2 separate regions of the Homo sapiens genome follow, and region 2 is linked to region 1. A link is a contact called in ENCODE Hi-C or POLR2A ChIA-PET data. All regions are on one chromosome and are shown on one strand. The core of a region is the stretch at or near the end of the contact, and the rest is flanking DNA. Distances in the headings are between cores, read along the strand shown. Region 1 holds the start of LOC124904887 (a long non-coding RNA gene). Region 2 holds the start of SCAND1 (SCAN domain containing 1).

Region 1 (7,649 bases), core at 371-2,870:
GAGGATCAAGATAAAGACACAGGCTGTTTTAAAAGAAAAAACAGTGTGGTTAAAAACATCACCTAAAAAAAACGAAAAAAGAAAAACTGTCTCTGCAGCTAGGCTTCTTCCTGGGTTCAAATCCCAGTTTCACCACTAACCAGCTATGTGACCCTTTGACAAGAGACTTTACCTCCCCGTGCCTCGGTTTCCTTATCTAACTGATTGGAATAATATTAGTACCTACCTCTCAGAATTGTGAGGATTAAAAGTAAAATCTTTAGAACATATCAAGCCTTTTGAATAGTGCTTGGTACATAACAAGTGCTCCGTAAATGTTAGTCATTACTACTGCAGAGGCAGGATAGCCTGCTGGTTAGGGATGTAGCTTCCTCCTAACTGTGTGACCTTAGACCAATTACCCGACCTCTCTGAATCCCATGGGTGTGGGGGTTAAATGTAGTCTTGCCTTGCATAAAACAACTACTCAATAAAAAGTTGCTATTTTTCCATGCCAGGCACTGTGATGATCTCATTGAATACTCACAACATCTCATGGGGTAGGTAATATCATTGAACCCATTTTATAGATGAGAAAACTGAGGCTTAGAAAAAAGGGTCTAATACAGGACAGAATTTGAATTCAGATTCAGGCCATCTGGGTCCATGCCCTTAACAGTTATATTACATCACCGGCCTAATATGCTCTGAGCTTTGAAAAACCCGTATCCAAGGTGGTTAGAACTTGTGAACATATTGAGTAAATTGGCACCAAGAGAGGACTTAAAACACATCTCACCTACATCATGCATGAGGACCTGTGGAGCTCAGAGGCCACGATCCATGGCCCCAGCCGAAGTCTAGAAGCCTGAGGTTGCAGCAAGTGTGAGCTCCTGATGAGTGAGGAGTTGGTGGTTGGGCTGTGATTGCTGCATGGAGAATCTAGGAGCCGAAGCGCAGGGCCAGTCCCTCACCACCAACTCCTGCGTGCAGGGAGGGATCTGCGGGGGGACGTTGATCAGGACAAAGAACACAGCCAACAGGAAGGCCTGGAAATGCCCAGGGAGGGCGCATATCCTCGGAGCCGTGGCTGGGCCACTGTCAGAGGACCAAGCTGTGGTGCAATGGCTGTGTTCCTTGACATCAAGTGCAGAGCCACCTGGGGACGGGACATACCGAAGGCACATCAGGCACAGCAGGGGCTTCGGGCCCCCATCCCCCACTCATCTCTAGCCTGAGCCCTGCACCATGGCCCATGAAGACAGGCCATCCAGCCAGGGTGCCCTGGATGGTGTCCGGGATGCCAGGTGGGCACCAGCACTGAGGGCAAGAGTGGGTGGGAAGGGCACAGAGGGACGAGTCACCAGCCCATCCCACACCCAGACCCCCAGGGCCTCTCCTTGGACACCACTTAGCAGGTAAGGCCCAGAAAAAAGCAGGCAGGGTATGCCCCACTCCAGTCACAGCAACAGTCTGGCCAGCCATTCTGGTTTGCCCAGGACTGGGGGGTGCCCAGGATGTGGAACCTTACATTTGAAAACCAGGACAGTTCCAAGCAAACCAGGACAAGCTGGTCACCATCTACAACAGGAAATAGGGGCTCGTGAGACAGGCAGGCTGACTGGTTTCCTGGTTTTGATGTGGTTTAGAGAAAAAGTACAAAAACCCCTTATCAGACTGTAGCTCACCTGACTTCCAGCCAATCAGCAGCCAAAGACCCAGGAAACTATTCACCACGAGTTCCTGCTCTAGGGGGCTAGGGACTTCCCTGGGGCCCCGCATGTGCAGTTAGACTTAAACTTCAACTTACCCTCTTCCTCATTTTAATGCTGCAAATCGTGCCCAAGCACGGAGATTTAAAATGCTGATGTTACATGCAATGTTTGAAAAAGTGTGTTGAGCCACTGTGCAAGTGCTAGAGAAACCCCTCCTCCTATACATGCCCTGGCAAAATCCTTCCCTACAGAAAGTCCCTGGAAATCTGACCCCCACGCTCCCCTGGGGAAACCCTTCCCTATAGAAAGGCCCTGGAAATCTAACCCACACACTCCCCTGGAGGAACCCTGAAACCCCTCTCCATAGAAAGGCCCTAGAAATCTAACCCACACACTCCCCTGGGGAGCAGCCTGCCCTCTTCCTTTCATGTTGCTGACTTCCCTCGTGCACAAGCTAAATAAAGCTCTTTCTCTTTGCTGCTATGTCTGGTGATCGCTCTTGATTTCTATCCTGGCAGATTACAAGGACCCAGGGCGCCGATAACACTAGAACTCTGGGATGCCTGAGAGGAGAGAGAATCAGGATGAGAAGCAGTGCCTGAGAGAGCAGAGAAGTGGAGACGGAGAAAACACAAGGCCAAAGACAGGAGGCAATGAGACTGAAGCAGAAAGAGAATGGATGGAGAAACAGGAAGACAGAGTCACAGCTAGAGACACAGAGATGGGGGAAAGAGAGGCAGGAAGTGGAACAGGACAGGGAGATGGCGTTAATGGTGGAGAGCGTCCTGGTTCTTGGAATCTTGAACAAAGAATTGGACAAAATACACAAACAAAGCAAGGAAGGAGTGAAGGGATTTACTGAAAATCAAAGTACACTCCACAGTGAGGGAGCAGGCCCGAGCGTAGCGGCTCAAGTGCCCCGTTATAGAATTTTTGGGAGTTTAAATACCCTCCAGAGGATTCCACTGGTTACTTGGGGTACACCCTATGTAAATAGAGAGGATGAAGTAAAATTACAAAGTTATTTACTTGGCCTACACCCCACGGAGAGGATATTTCCTGTCCTAGCTGAAGTGGGAATTGGCCTTATGTTCCCTGCCTTCAGACCCTATTTTCCTGCCTCACTGGGGGCACTCCAAAGACCCTGTGGCTGCCTCCCTGTCCCAGCTGAGCCCTCAGCCCCTCACCTCCTGCTCTGGGCCTCCCACCTTGTCTCCCACCCCCATCCCATGCCCACGTTGGTTCACGGTTGAGCACAGAGGCCCCCACCTGCTGGTACCCCATCTAGGGAGACAGAGGTTCAGGGAGGGAAGGGCCTCATAGGGCTCCCACAGCACCTCAAAGGGGTAGCTGGAGCCTGCAGCCTGACCCACCCCATGCTGCCCATGGCACTGGGAGGAAGGGAAACCACCTCACGGCCCTTCCCCAGCAGCTGCTGTGTGCCAGGCGGCATGCCCAGGCATAACGGGCATGAGACAGGCAGTACTGTCACCCCAGTTTTGCAGATGAGGCTAGCAAGGAGCTGTCTCTGACCTGAGGTCACACAACCAGGACTCGAACCCAGGCTTGCTGGCCCCAGATCCTAAGCTCTTTCCCTAAGACTGACAAGAAAACCAGAGGGTGGAAAGGGGGCTTGGTGTCCCCTGGACCCTGCAGCTCAGCACTTTAGCCCCACCCAGACCAGGACAAGCCCACCGTGGAAGAGGGATCCCACGCCCAAGCCTCCCCAACCCAGCCTCAAGCCAGGGGCTCAGGAGGCCGGAGACAGGGCTGGGGTCTGAATGGCGGAGCCAGGATGGGGCTGAGACCTGGACCCGGCCCTGCCATTGATTTGTTGTGTGGCCCCTGCCTGGTCCCATTCCATCTCTGGGCCATTGCCCTGACCTGCAGTGTTGCTGTGAACTCTGTGGAAACGGGGGTAGGGTGCTAGGCCAGGCCACCAACACAAAGCACAGCTCTCTTCCCACCTGAGAACCGAGCGAGTGAGCAAGAGTTTTGCCTACATCCCTGGGCCCCTGGGTCTGCTCAGTTTCCCTACTTTCCAAAATATCCATGCCCCCAGACCACCTGATCCTCATCACCTCCTGCGCCTCAGTTTCCTCATCTGAATAATGGGCACTGCTCAGCCCATTGCAGTATTCTTCTCCTTCCTTGCAGTATTCTGGGGTACTGAGCACAGCCTCTGGGTGCCTCGAGCAGTTTCTGGGTCCTGGGATATTTCTCTTCCCACAGGCAGCACCACCAGCCGTGGCAAAGTAGGAGTGTGTCCCTGGTCATGGTGGCCTGCCGGGCACTCTCCAGTGTGCTCTATGACCCCTGGCCATGGCTCAGCCTCTCTGGGCTCAACAGGAATGAGTGGAATTGCAAAGGCCCCCTGGCTCACCAGGCAGGACAGCGGCTCCCAGATGCTTTTGGAGACCAGGATTTGGACATGCGTGGCCAGGAGGCTGCCGTGAGACAGGGCATAGGCTGAGTCAGCCGGCCGCCCCCTGCCTTCCCACTGCCTTCTGTGGGTGATAGGCAATGCCAGGCTTCTAGCCGACCTACCCCATGGACTGTCTGCAACTGGTGAGAACTTTCTGTGTGCCCAGGCACCTTCATGAGCCACCTTCCCTCCCCTAGCCCGATCCTATCTAAAGTCAGGGCTTATCAGAGGATAAAGTAGGCCAGGGGTGACCGGGTATTTGAGGGGATATCTAAGCAGAGCCTGAGGGAGAGGCATTCCATCTGGGGGAAGGCCTTCTCAGGCAGAGAACAGGGTCCTGTTCTCCAAACACAAAGGTCCTGATTGGCCCTGGGCTCATAGACCCCCTCCTCCAGGAAGCCGTCTTGGATTGCTTCTCCCACGTCTGCCCACTCTCCCGTGAGATTTGCCTGGCTGGCACAGAGAAGTGGGTATGCATTCAGGACAGCTAATCTGCTGGATAAGCTAACAAGAAGCTGCATCCATGCTGTAGAGGAATAATCCGTGTCCCAACAGGAAAGGGGGGGGTCTTCCTCACTCTAGTGTCCCCAGTGCCCCCCACACAGTAGATGCTTAACAAGAGTAGAGCACATGTGAAATTTGGAAGTGGCACCAGAAAATGAGGTCAAGGGTGGCTTCTTTCTGAGGACAAAGCTGTCCCCACACTCTCCTCAGTGCCCTCATGTCCCATGTCCCCGTCCTTGGGCTGCCAGCCTGTGGCCACGACCCCTCAGCCCAGCCGGGCCCGAGGAGACAGTTCTGCTCCACCGCAGAGGGATGGCTGTCCATTCCTTTGTCTGGTGGCAGCAGTACATTGTTAGGGGCAGGCAGGATGCCCTCATGCGTGTCTTCCTGCTCCTTTAAAGAGTAGCTGGGTGGCAGCTCTAGATCCTGGAGAAGGTTCAGCCCCCAAGGAGCAGCCATCGTGGGCGAGGCCTCCAAGAACTGCAGCATTGAGGCGTTTACTCATCACATGAAGAATGATGTGTATGAAGCGTCGATTTTGAGATTATGAGTTGTGCATGTGTGTGAGTATATAAGTGAGTGAATGAGTGTGAGTCTGAGTGTGCATGTGTGAGTGTAAGGGTATGCTTGGGTGTGTATGTGGGTGTGTGCACACATTCACATAAAAACAGAAAAGTCTCTGTACACAGACAGGGAGGGTTCCAGGGACGATAGAAATTTCATGATCAACTTGGCAGTCAGCCTGTTGGACAGCCTCCCACTCTGCAGCCCATTTCCTCCTGAACCCTATGTGGGGCCGGGTGCGGTGGCTCACGCCTATAATCCCAGCACTTTGGGAGACCGAGGCGGGTGGATCTGTTGAGGTCAGGAGTTCAAGACCAGCCTGGCCACCATGGTGAAACCCCATCTCTACCAAAAATACAAAAATTAGCCGGGCGTGGTGACATACACCTGTAGTCCCAGCTACTCAGGAGGCTGAGGCAGGAGAATCGCTTGAACCCAGGAGGCAGACGTTGCGGTGAGCCGAGATCACGCCATCACACTCCAGCCTGGGTGACGAGAGCAAGACTCCGTCTCAAAAAAAACCCCTATGTGGGATGCAGTCGCCTAGTTGGTTAAAACGGGCACCCCACAGACACCGGCAACTTACGGATGAACTCCAGTGAACTTTCTCACAACCATGCTGAAGTCTCCCGCCCAGAAGGAGCTGTAGCCTCATCACCAGCACATGAGACCTATGTGCCGCATGATGACTCACTGCATCTGTGCAACTGGGACCCCTCCTCTGTATGCTGTGATGCACCCCTTCCCCTCTCCATCACCCAGAAAGCCCCCCGTCACTTTCCCTCAGGGAGACCGTGCTTTGGAGAATACACCCAGCACCCTCCTTACTTGTGCCAAGTAATGAAGCTCCTATTGATCAAAACCCGAGTTCTCACAGTGAGTGGTTTGTGGCTCACCAGGCAAATGAACCCTGGTTTTTTTTTGGCGGGGGTAAGAAATCTAGAAGAAAAATGCACCAAAATGATCGCTGGGTGATGGAGTTCAGGTGGTTTTTATTGACTTTGATGCTTTTCTATGTCTTTCTAATTTTCTACACTCAGTCTGTGCTACTTTTAGAATCAGAAAAGAGCTAAATCCAAGTGGGGTTTACGCCATTGGTGCAAAAAGCAGAGAGCAGGTGCGAAGGGGCATGGGCACTCGAGGACGCACCAGGATGACTGGTGACCAGGAAGCAGGGCCTCAATCCAGCTTCCTCATGCCGGCTCCTGGGGGACGTTGGCTTCCATTTCCCCATCTGGGTTCTAAGCTCCTTCTGACTCTGGTGTTCTGGAATGATCTACCCGGCATCCCAGGTAGGGCCTGGGTGGGAGAGGCTGGGTGTGGGCAGTGGGACAGACATGGCTGCTCACTCGCTATTGGTGGAGCTCAACCCTGCCTGTCATGCTGGGGCCTGTGACGGCTGCATCTTGGGCACCTGCTGCCTGGAGGGATGGCCTGTGGGCTGTGGCACCTGAGGCAAATCTCCAGGGTTGGCTGAAGTCAGAGTAGGAGATGAGACTCAGACCTTACAATTCTTTAAGTGCCTACAATTCACCAGATCTACATCGTGTGAGAAACATAGTGAAAGCGTCACTGCAGCATGATCTTAGTTTTTTCAGAAAAGCCCCGCAACCTGCGAAATTAACCTGTGCTTGCTGCTGTGCTTGCAGAAGTGAAGGCTGGAAGCCAATAACCACGAACCAGCCACAGGATGAGCTGAACCGAGCAGTGCGGCCTTGACTGAACTCTTGCCTCATTACCCTGAGAAAATCTCCACCCAGGGGGAGCAATGCACCTTGCTAGGCACAAAAAGTGCTGGGTGCAAAAGACAAGACTGTGCAGGGTCCAGCCCCTCCTGGAAGAACCCACCTTTCTCCAGGAATCCCTGGCCCAGTCTCCACCTACCTGCCCTAAAAGCCCTTAAAATCCCCCTTTGCCCTATGCCTTAGGGAGAAGGTGGTTTGAACATGAGCTCCCCTTCCCCATTCCTTGATCAACGAATAAAGTTTGACTCTGCTTTGCCCAACCTGGTTTTGTCCTCGTGGCACAAACAGCACCGGGCAGGGAAAAGACACATTAGGGTCAACTGACCCCTTCAAGGGTGGGTCACAGAATGTTATTGTAATGGGGCTGGGTGCATTGAGGGGAGGTTTGAAGAGTCCCAGAGTCAGGGGATTGGGGACAGGTTGGCCTGTCCTGGTCCATGGTGTCCAGCCAGGTGTCCCCATGTCAGGATCTTGGGTCTCTAAAGGAAACCCTGAACCACCCTCCAGGTCAGGGTTATGCAGAAGCCTCTAAGAAAATCCCCCGAAGCCTGGTTGCTACCACCCCCATCTTCCCTGCTCCCCAGCCCCAGTGTCCTTCCCCCGTGTCCTTCCTCTGGGCAGAGGAGGGACCAGCCCTAGGCCTGGCCTTGGGCTTTTTCACCAGCTTATCCACACACCTCCCCACTTCCTGAGTTCTCCACCTGAGATGCTGCGCAG
Region 2 (7,422 bases), core at 1,709-4,208, 3.0 Mb before region 1:
TGAGCCACCGAGCCCAGCTAATTTTTTGTATTTTTAGTAGAGACAGGGTTTCATCATGTTGCCCAGGCTGGTCTTGAACTCCTGAGCTCAGGTGATCCGCCTGCCTATGCCTCCCAAAGTGCTGGGATTACAGGCATGAGCCACCGCGCCCGGCCAACTACTGAGCCAATCTTGTTTCATTTATTCCCTCCACATTATTTTTTTACTGCTGAATCACTTTAAAGCAGGCTTACCGGCCCACAAAGGGCTGGATTTTTAAATTCCATTTCTAAGGGCCCTTCCAGTCTGACATTCAATGATTCTAATAGATCTCTCAGGTCCCTCCTCCTATCTCTAATAATTCACGATTTCAATAGGGATGGAAGAAATAGACTAGAGATCTAACATAACATCTCATGATTCCAGGTGCCACAAAAGTTCATTCCCTTTCACAAGAAGATAATAACTAAATTTTAAACATGGAATTCTAGGACATTTATGATTTAACCCCCACCAGTGTTCCAACCTCATCTCTCACCCCTTCTCCAGATCCCAACCACTTTCCCATATAGCCTGCAGTTTCCACAGTTTTGCTCCTACTCACTATGTGCCTTTGTACAGGCAGTACCTTCTACCTGGAATGTCCCTGAGCCCCACCCATTTTGTTCTTGAGTCTCAGCTTGAAGTCTCCTCCCCAGTGAAGACTTCTATCACCTCTTGCCTCCACAGAAGGGTTAGTGTGCTCCCTTAGGCCTAGAAACTGAGTACCTGTTACCACACAGGGAATAGCACTGTTGGTCACTCTGGGCAGCAAACCCAACTACTGAGGGGCCAGACAGAAGTCAAGGTTTGAAGCCAGTAGGCATAACAAACACTAAGACCCTGCTTTCTCACCTCTAAAAAGAAAAGAGAGAAAAATATCAACTCTAAATAAAGCAACAACCTGAGAGCAACAGTAAATGCAAACAACATTCTATTTCAGAGAACCATAGGGAATGGTTGAGATTGAGACCAAATGGGACAGAGTATCTTGTCTAAAGGAAGTCGTCTCTACTCAGTGTCAGCTGATTGTTGACCAGCAGGAATTTGGGTCCAGTGTGGCCAGCTCTTCCGTTTTTTCAAGAAAAATTAGAAATCCAGATTTGCATGTGAAATCTCCCAATTTTTACATGTCAGCAACTAAAAAACATTAAAGGCCCACTGCAACGACTTTCAAGGTTTTCAGGCTATGGAAATGATTTCATGAGGGTCCACTTCTACCCATCCAAAGGAAACATCCTATGGTAGGGGTAAGTTTTATATCAGGGCTAATGGCATGTTAATGGTTGTTAAACCTGCTCCTCCATCCTGCACGGGCTCAAAAGGACTGCAAGGTCATAGAAAACCTTTCATATGAGGCCCCTGTCCTTTGAGGGCCTCAGTTTCCCCTTCTGTAAAATGAGGATATAAAACCTATTTGTGGCCCGGCACGGTGGCTCACGCCTGTAATGCCAGCACTTTGGGAGGCTGAGGAGAGTGGATCACCTGAGGTCAAGAGTTCGAGACCAGTCTGGCCAACACGGTGAAACTCCATCTGTACCAAAAATATAAAATATTAGCCGGGTGTGGTGGTGGGCGCCTGTAATCCCAGCTACTCGGGAGGCGGAGGGAGGAGAATCGCTTGAACCCGGTAGGCGGAGGACTCAGTCTCAAAACAAAAACAAAAACAAAAACAAAACTATTTGTGAGTCAGCTACCAAACAGAAAACCACCTGGCCGAGGGCTGTCAGGGCCACGTGCTTTTACCTACATCATCTCACTGAATTCTCAATTACCTCTGAGAGGTAAGTTCTATTACATCCACATTTTACTGATAAGAAAACAGTAGCTCAGAGATAGCAAGCAGTTTACCTAATAAAAACAAGAGCAAACTTCTTAAAAGCCCTTTCTCTCCAACGGCTTAATTTATTTAATCCTCCTAACAACTCTGAGCTGGGTATCGTCAAAGGGGATTCCACCAAGGTAGCCTCACTCCAACACTCTAACCCAAGGCTGCTCAACAGAAATATAATGTAAACTGCACATGCAATTTAAATGTTTTTAGAAGCTGCATTTAAAAAGTAAAAACACAGGTGAAATTAATAACATTTTTATTTGACCCAATATATGCAAAACATTATATTCCAACATGTAATCAGTATTAAAAAGTATTGAGATAATTTTTACATCAGTTTTTTCGTACTAAGTCCCGTATTTTACAATATAGCACATCTCAATTCGCTATATTTCGAGGGTTATCAACTAGCTACGTTGCAAGAGCTGAGTCAACTCAGGAGGCCAGCGGCCACCATAAGGGGCAATGCATTTAGAGTTCACTTATTAAATGCTGACGTTAACAGAACCCACAGAGCCGCATTTCCCTTGGTTTCGGAGGACACGCGAAAAATAACAACAGCAAAGGGTTCTCGAGCATCTCCTTCGCGCCAGACGGTGTGTTGTACTTTGTCATCGTCGCAGTAAGGCCGGTGCTATCGCCCTCCTAGTTTGACCAAGCGAGAGGACTTTCTCCAGATGGGCCCCTCCCGAGAGAATGGTCGCCGTCCCGCTCTCCTGTTCGGGTCACCACCGGCCGGGCGCCACTCGAACGAGCCCCGGCCAGCCGTCACCCTAATCATTCCCGAAGGAGGGGCCATCAGAGCTACAGCTCATCAGGGTCAATCAGAAGGGGCGCCCGCACGCAAAGGTCACCTGCAAACCGAAGCGGCGCACGGATAAGGTCCGGGACTTGAAGTCTATCTCCAAACATTCAGGCTCCTCCTCCGACTCCTCCTCGAACTGGCGCTCAGAGGCGCCACCATTCGGAAGGAGCCCAGGCCACGCGCAGCTCGCCCTCCCGCACCGCGAGGGCAGCAGCCGCCTCATGCGACTCGAGAACGCTAGAGGGCGCCGCTTCCGGGAGCCCGCAAGCGGCTTCCGGGTGCTCGCGCGCCGACCTGGACGCAGAGAAGCCAGAGACTTTCGCTTCCGGCTGCCGCAGGCGCTTCGCTGGTGCAGGTAAGCTCCGCACACTCTCGGCCGGTCCCGAGTCCGACTCCCTCAAGGGTGACGCGAGCTCTGCCCTTTAACCGGAAACGTCTCCCTGCTCACCCCACCCCCGCGCAGACGCAGTGCTGAGCACACAGCTACCGGACAAAGAGTGACGCCCGGAGCTGGAGTTATGGCGGCTACGGAGCCGATCTTGGCGGCCACTGGGAGTCCCGCGGCGGTGCCACCGGAGAAACTGGAAGGAGCCGGTTCGAGCTCAGCCCCTGAGCGTAACTGTGTGGGCTCCTCGCTGCCAGAGGCCTCACCGCCTGCCCCTGAGCCTTCCAGTCCCAACGCCGCGGTCCCTGAAGCCATCCCTACGCCCCGAGCTGCGGCCTCCGCGGCCCTGGAGCTGCCTCTCGGGCCCGCACCCGTGAGCGTAGCGCCTCAGGCCGAAGCTGAAGCGCGCTCCACACCAGGCCCCGCCGGCTCTAGACTCGGTCCCGAGACGTTCCGCCAGCGTTTCCGGCAGTTCCGCTACCAGGATGCGGCGGGTCCCCGGGAGGCTTTCCGGCAGCTGCGGGAGCTGTCCCGCCAGTGGCTGCGGCCTGACATCCGCACCAAGGAGCAGATCGTGGAGATGCTGGTGCAAGAGCAGCTGCTCGCCATCCTGCCCGAGGCGGCTCGGGCCCGGCGGATCCGCCGCCGCACGGATGTGCGCATCACTGGCTGAGCGGTGGAGCTGCGGGCGGCCAGGGCCGGGCGCTCTGTGCGGACTGGGGCCATGATCGGGCCCGGGGGCCTGAGCCTGGGACCCCACCCCGTGTTAATGAAAAATGAGTTTTGGCAGCGCCTGTGGTCTGGTGTGTCTCTTTCATTCGTTCTTATTGGGTTTATTTTACCAAGCCTGTTTCCTACCGCCTTTCTGGCTGGTGGCGAAACGAAGTTGGGAGTCCGTAACAATAAGGCCTTCGTTGGCTATAGTGGGATCTTTAGATGTTGACTGAACCTAGGTTATCCCTCTACCACACATGGGAAGTTTTTCACCTGGGCTCCCAAGGACCCACTTGGGTTTCTTACACGCAAAATAGCTGGCTCTATTAAATGCTCACTTAACTGGCTACCTCTATACCAATATGGGCACCAACTTGCACCTGCCCTTTGGGTACAGGCTTCCCAAAATGTCCAAGTTACTGGGCCATTTTAATGTGAAGTGTTTACTGCACACCTTCACAGAGATAGGCTAGTTCTTGTGAGCTCTGGCTTATGCCGCCAGGCTTGCTCAACTTCCTTGCCAAATTTTAGGCCTGTGGTAGGAATAAAGCAGAACTAGTTGAAGTAATGGATTATTTACATTACTGAAGCTACTCATTTTAATGTCTCTCCGGCTGGCTCCCTTTTGGTGTTTAAACTAGCATAATCGTTTACAAAGGGAAGAAAGAATTTGGCAAATAATGAGGACCTGTTCTGAAATCTTAAACCTACTCTGTTTCCAGAGGCTTCTGCCCAACCAGGAAGGAGCTAGTTAGGGTCCATGGACAGCTTGGATTGGTCCCAGATAGGTCCTATTGCAGTGAGTGCCATTTGTTAATATAAGGAAGGCCAGACTTGTCTTCCTTGCACTGCTCTCAACAATCAAAATCAGCCTGCAGTTCACACCACAAAGCATGAGTGAGACTGGGCTGGAAGTTGGTGAGGGGCAATTTGCTTTTGAATATTAAAGACAGACAAATTGAGAAGTATTTTTGCATTCTTGGGATTTCTTGGCAGAGTTTGCACCTGCCTCCCTGGAAAAAGATAGTTGTTTAGAAGGTAAGAACAGCCTTCTTTAAAAGGTAATGTTTAAAGAAGATTAGAATAGGTGAAGAAGGACAAGCACAGTGGCTCACGCCTGTAATCCCAGCACTGTGGGAGGCAGAGGCGGTGGATCACTTGAGATCAGGAGTTCGAGACCAGCTTGACCAACATAGTGAAACCCCCATCTCTACTAAAAATAGAAAATTATCTGGGTGTAGTGGCACATGGCTGTAATCTCAGTACTTTGGGAAGCCAAGGCGGGCGGATCACTTAAGGTCAGGAGTTTGAGACCAGCCTGACCAACATGGTGAAACTGTCTTTCTACTAAAAATACAAAATTAGCCGGGCTTGGTGGCGCACGCCTGTAATCCCAGCTATTCGGGAGGCTGAGGCAGGAGAATCGCTTGAAACCAGGAGGCGGAGGTTGCAGCGAGCAGTGATCGCGCCATTGCACTCCAGCCTGGGCAACAAGAGCGAAACTCCGTCTCAAAAAAAAAAGAATGGTGAAGAACTTTATACAGTCATGCATCTCTTAATGGGGATGCGTTCTGAAAATGAGCCCTTAGGCAGTTTTATTGTGTGAGCCTCATAGAGTGCACTTATGCAAACTAGATGGTATAGCCTACACACACCTAGGCTTTGTGATAGAGCCTACTGCTCGTAGGCTACAAGCCTGTACAGCATGTTACTGTACTGAATACTATAGGCAGTAACAATGGTAAGTATTTGTGTATCTATACATAGAAATGGTTAAGTAAAAATATAGAATAGGCCGGGTGCGGTGGCTCACACCTGTAATCCCAGCACTTTGGGAGGCCGAGGTGAGCGGATCACGAAGTCAGGAGTTTGAGACTAGCCTGACCATCATGGTGAAACCCCATCTCTACTCAAAATACAAAAATTATCTGGGCTTGGTTGCGGGCAACTGTAATCCTAGCTACTCAGGAGGCTGAGGGAGGAGAATTGTTTGAACCTGGGAGGCGAAGGTTGCAGTGAGCTGAGATCGCGCCATTGCACACCAGCCTAGGCAACACGGTGAGGCTCCATCTCAAAAAAAAAAAAAAACATTTATATATATTTATATATGTATATATACACACATGCATATATACACATACACATATATATATGCATATATACATATACACACACACACACATATATATATATATATATAAAAGTAAAAAATAAGAGTTTGCGGGACTGGACATTGTTCTGGCTGGGTAAGTGGTGAGTGAATGTGAAGATGTAGGACGTTACTGTACGCTACTCCAGAATTTATATAAACACTGAACACATAGACTAATTTTTTTTTGTTTGAGAGAGGATCTCACTTTGTTGCCCAGGCTGGAGTACAGTGGCACAATCTAGGTTCACTGCAACTTCTGGCTCCCAGGCCTAGGTGATCCTCCTGCCTCAGCCTCCCAAGTAGCTAGGAATACAGGTGCATGCCACCATGCCTGGCTAATTTTTGTAGAGATGGGGTTTCACCATGTTGCCCAGGCTGGTCACGAACTACTAAACTTATTTTTTTTAATTTTCTTTCTACAATAATAAATTAGCCTTAGTTCACCATAACTTTTTGTTTTTGTTTTTTGTTTTGTTGAGACAGTTTCACTCTGTTGCCCAGGCTAGAGTGCAGTGGTACGATCTCGACTCACTGCAACCTCCTCCTCCTGGGTTCAAGCAATTCTCCTGCCTCAGCCTCCCAAGTAGCTGGGACTACAGGCATGCGCCACCATGCTAATTTTTGTATTCTTAGTAGAGATGGGGTTTTGCCATGTTTGCCAGGCTGGTCTTGAACTCCTGACCCCAGGTGATCTGGCCGCCTTGGCCTCCCAAAGTGCTGGGGTTACAAGCGTGAGCGACGGCACCCAGCCTTTTATTTAGAGACAGGGTCTCCATCCTCAGCCTCCCTAAGTGCTAGGATTACAGATCTGAGGCACCTTGCCTGACCAACTTTTATACTTTGTAAGCTTTTAAATTTTAACTTTGACTTCTGTAATAACACTTTGTGTTTACACACATGGTACAACTATACAAATATATTTTCTTTATATCCTTATTCTATGAGTTTTTTTCTAGTTTAAATTTTTTATATATATTTTACTTTTTAGATTTTTGTTAAACACTAAGACAAATCCACGCATTAGCCTAGGCCTATGCAGTAGGACCATCAGGACATCACTAGGTGATGGGAATTTTTCAGCTCCATTATAATCTTATGGGACCACCCTGTATATGGGGTCCATGGTTGACAGAAACGTTATATGATGCATGACTGTAACTCAACAATACGTAACTGAAACATAGCAACAAGAACCTGTTTTATTTTTTCCAAATACAGATACAGAAGTCTGCGTGTTTTGCAAATATTGCTTCAAAGCAACATTTCTATATACAGCGCCTTCTGTTCTAATAGCGCGTAAACATAGATATGTATCCACAGTGCAATGTTGGCTCATCAAGGATCCACCTTGCATACACTTACCACTTAAAGAAACAAAATGATTAGTCAAACCGGAACTATTTTTGTCAAGGTAATTTTTTATAGGTGGATAGTTTTTCTAAAGACAAAACTTAGGTAGTGCACATATTTCTTTCTTTTCTTTTATTTTTATTTTTTTGAGATGGAGTCTTGCA

The links. A loop is a pair of places that touch in the nucleus more often than their neighbours do. ChIA-PET counts read pairs that join two places held with the same protein, here RNA polymerase II (POLR2A). Pooled maps may share reads with other maps.
Region 2: a loop to region 1 is called in a map with no recorded cell type, with 13 times the contacts of the local background. The contact joins the promoter of SCAND1 here to the enhancer-like site in region 1. A Hi-C loop is called at or near these places in 1 of 37 single-sample maps with no recorded cell type and 2 of 50 pooled maps. POLR2A ChIA-PET finds 5 or more read pairs at or near these places in 1 of 52 experiments (activated B cell).

What each region holds. Positions count from the first base shown.
Region 1 is chr20:32,966,427-32,974,075 of GRCh38, reverse strand. LOC124904887 (a long non-coding RNA gene) reads left to right here and starts at 6,144. Exons shown (of 2, transcript XR_007067565.1): 1 at 6,144-6,479; 2 at 6,837-7,192. RefSeq lists enhancers at 1,356-1,485, 1,011-1,519, 1,520-2,027, 2,671-3,622, 3,623-4,575. Within about 2 kb of position 1,620, at least 10 of the 41 ENCODE cell types and tissues checked have a DNase peak (open chromatin) inside an H3K27ac peak, as active enhancers do.
Region 2 is chr20:35,950,038-35,957,459 of GRCh38, reverse strand. SCAND1 (SCAN domain containing 1) reads left to right here and starts at 2,958. Exons shown (of 2, transcript NM_033630.3): 1 at 2,958-3,012; 2 at 3,121-3,836. The coding sequence starts at 3,176. The coding sequence ends at 3,715. PHF20 (PHD finger protein 20) reads right to left here. Exons shown (of 18, transcript NM_016436.5): 18 at 7,090-7,422. It also overlaps a transcript of CNBD2 not described here. RefSeq lists enhancers at 2,391-2,600, 2,701-2,900, 2,981-3,240, 3,361-3,440.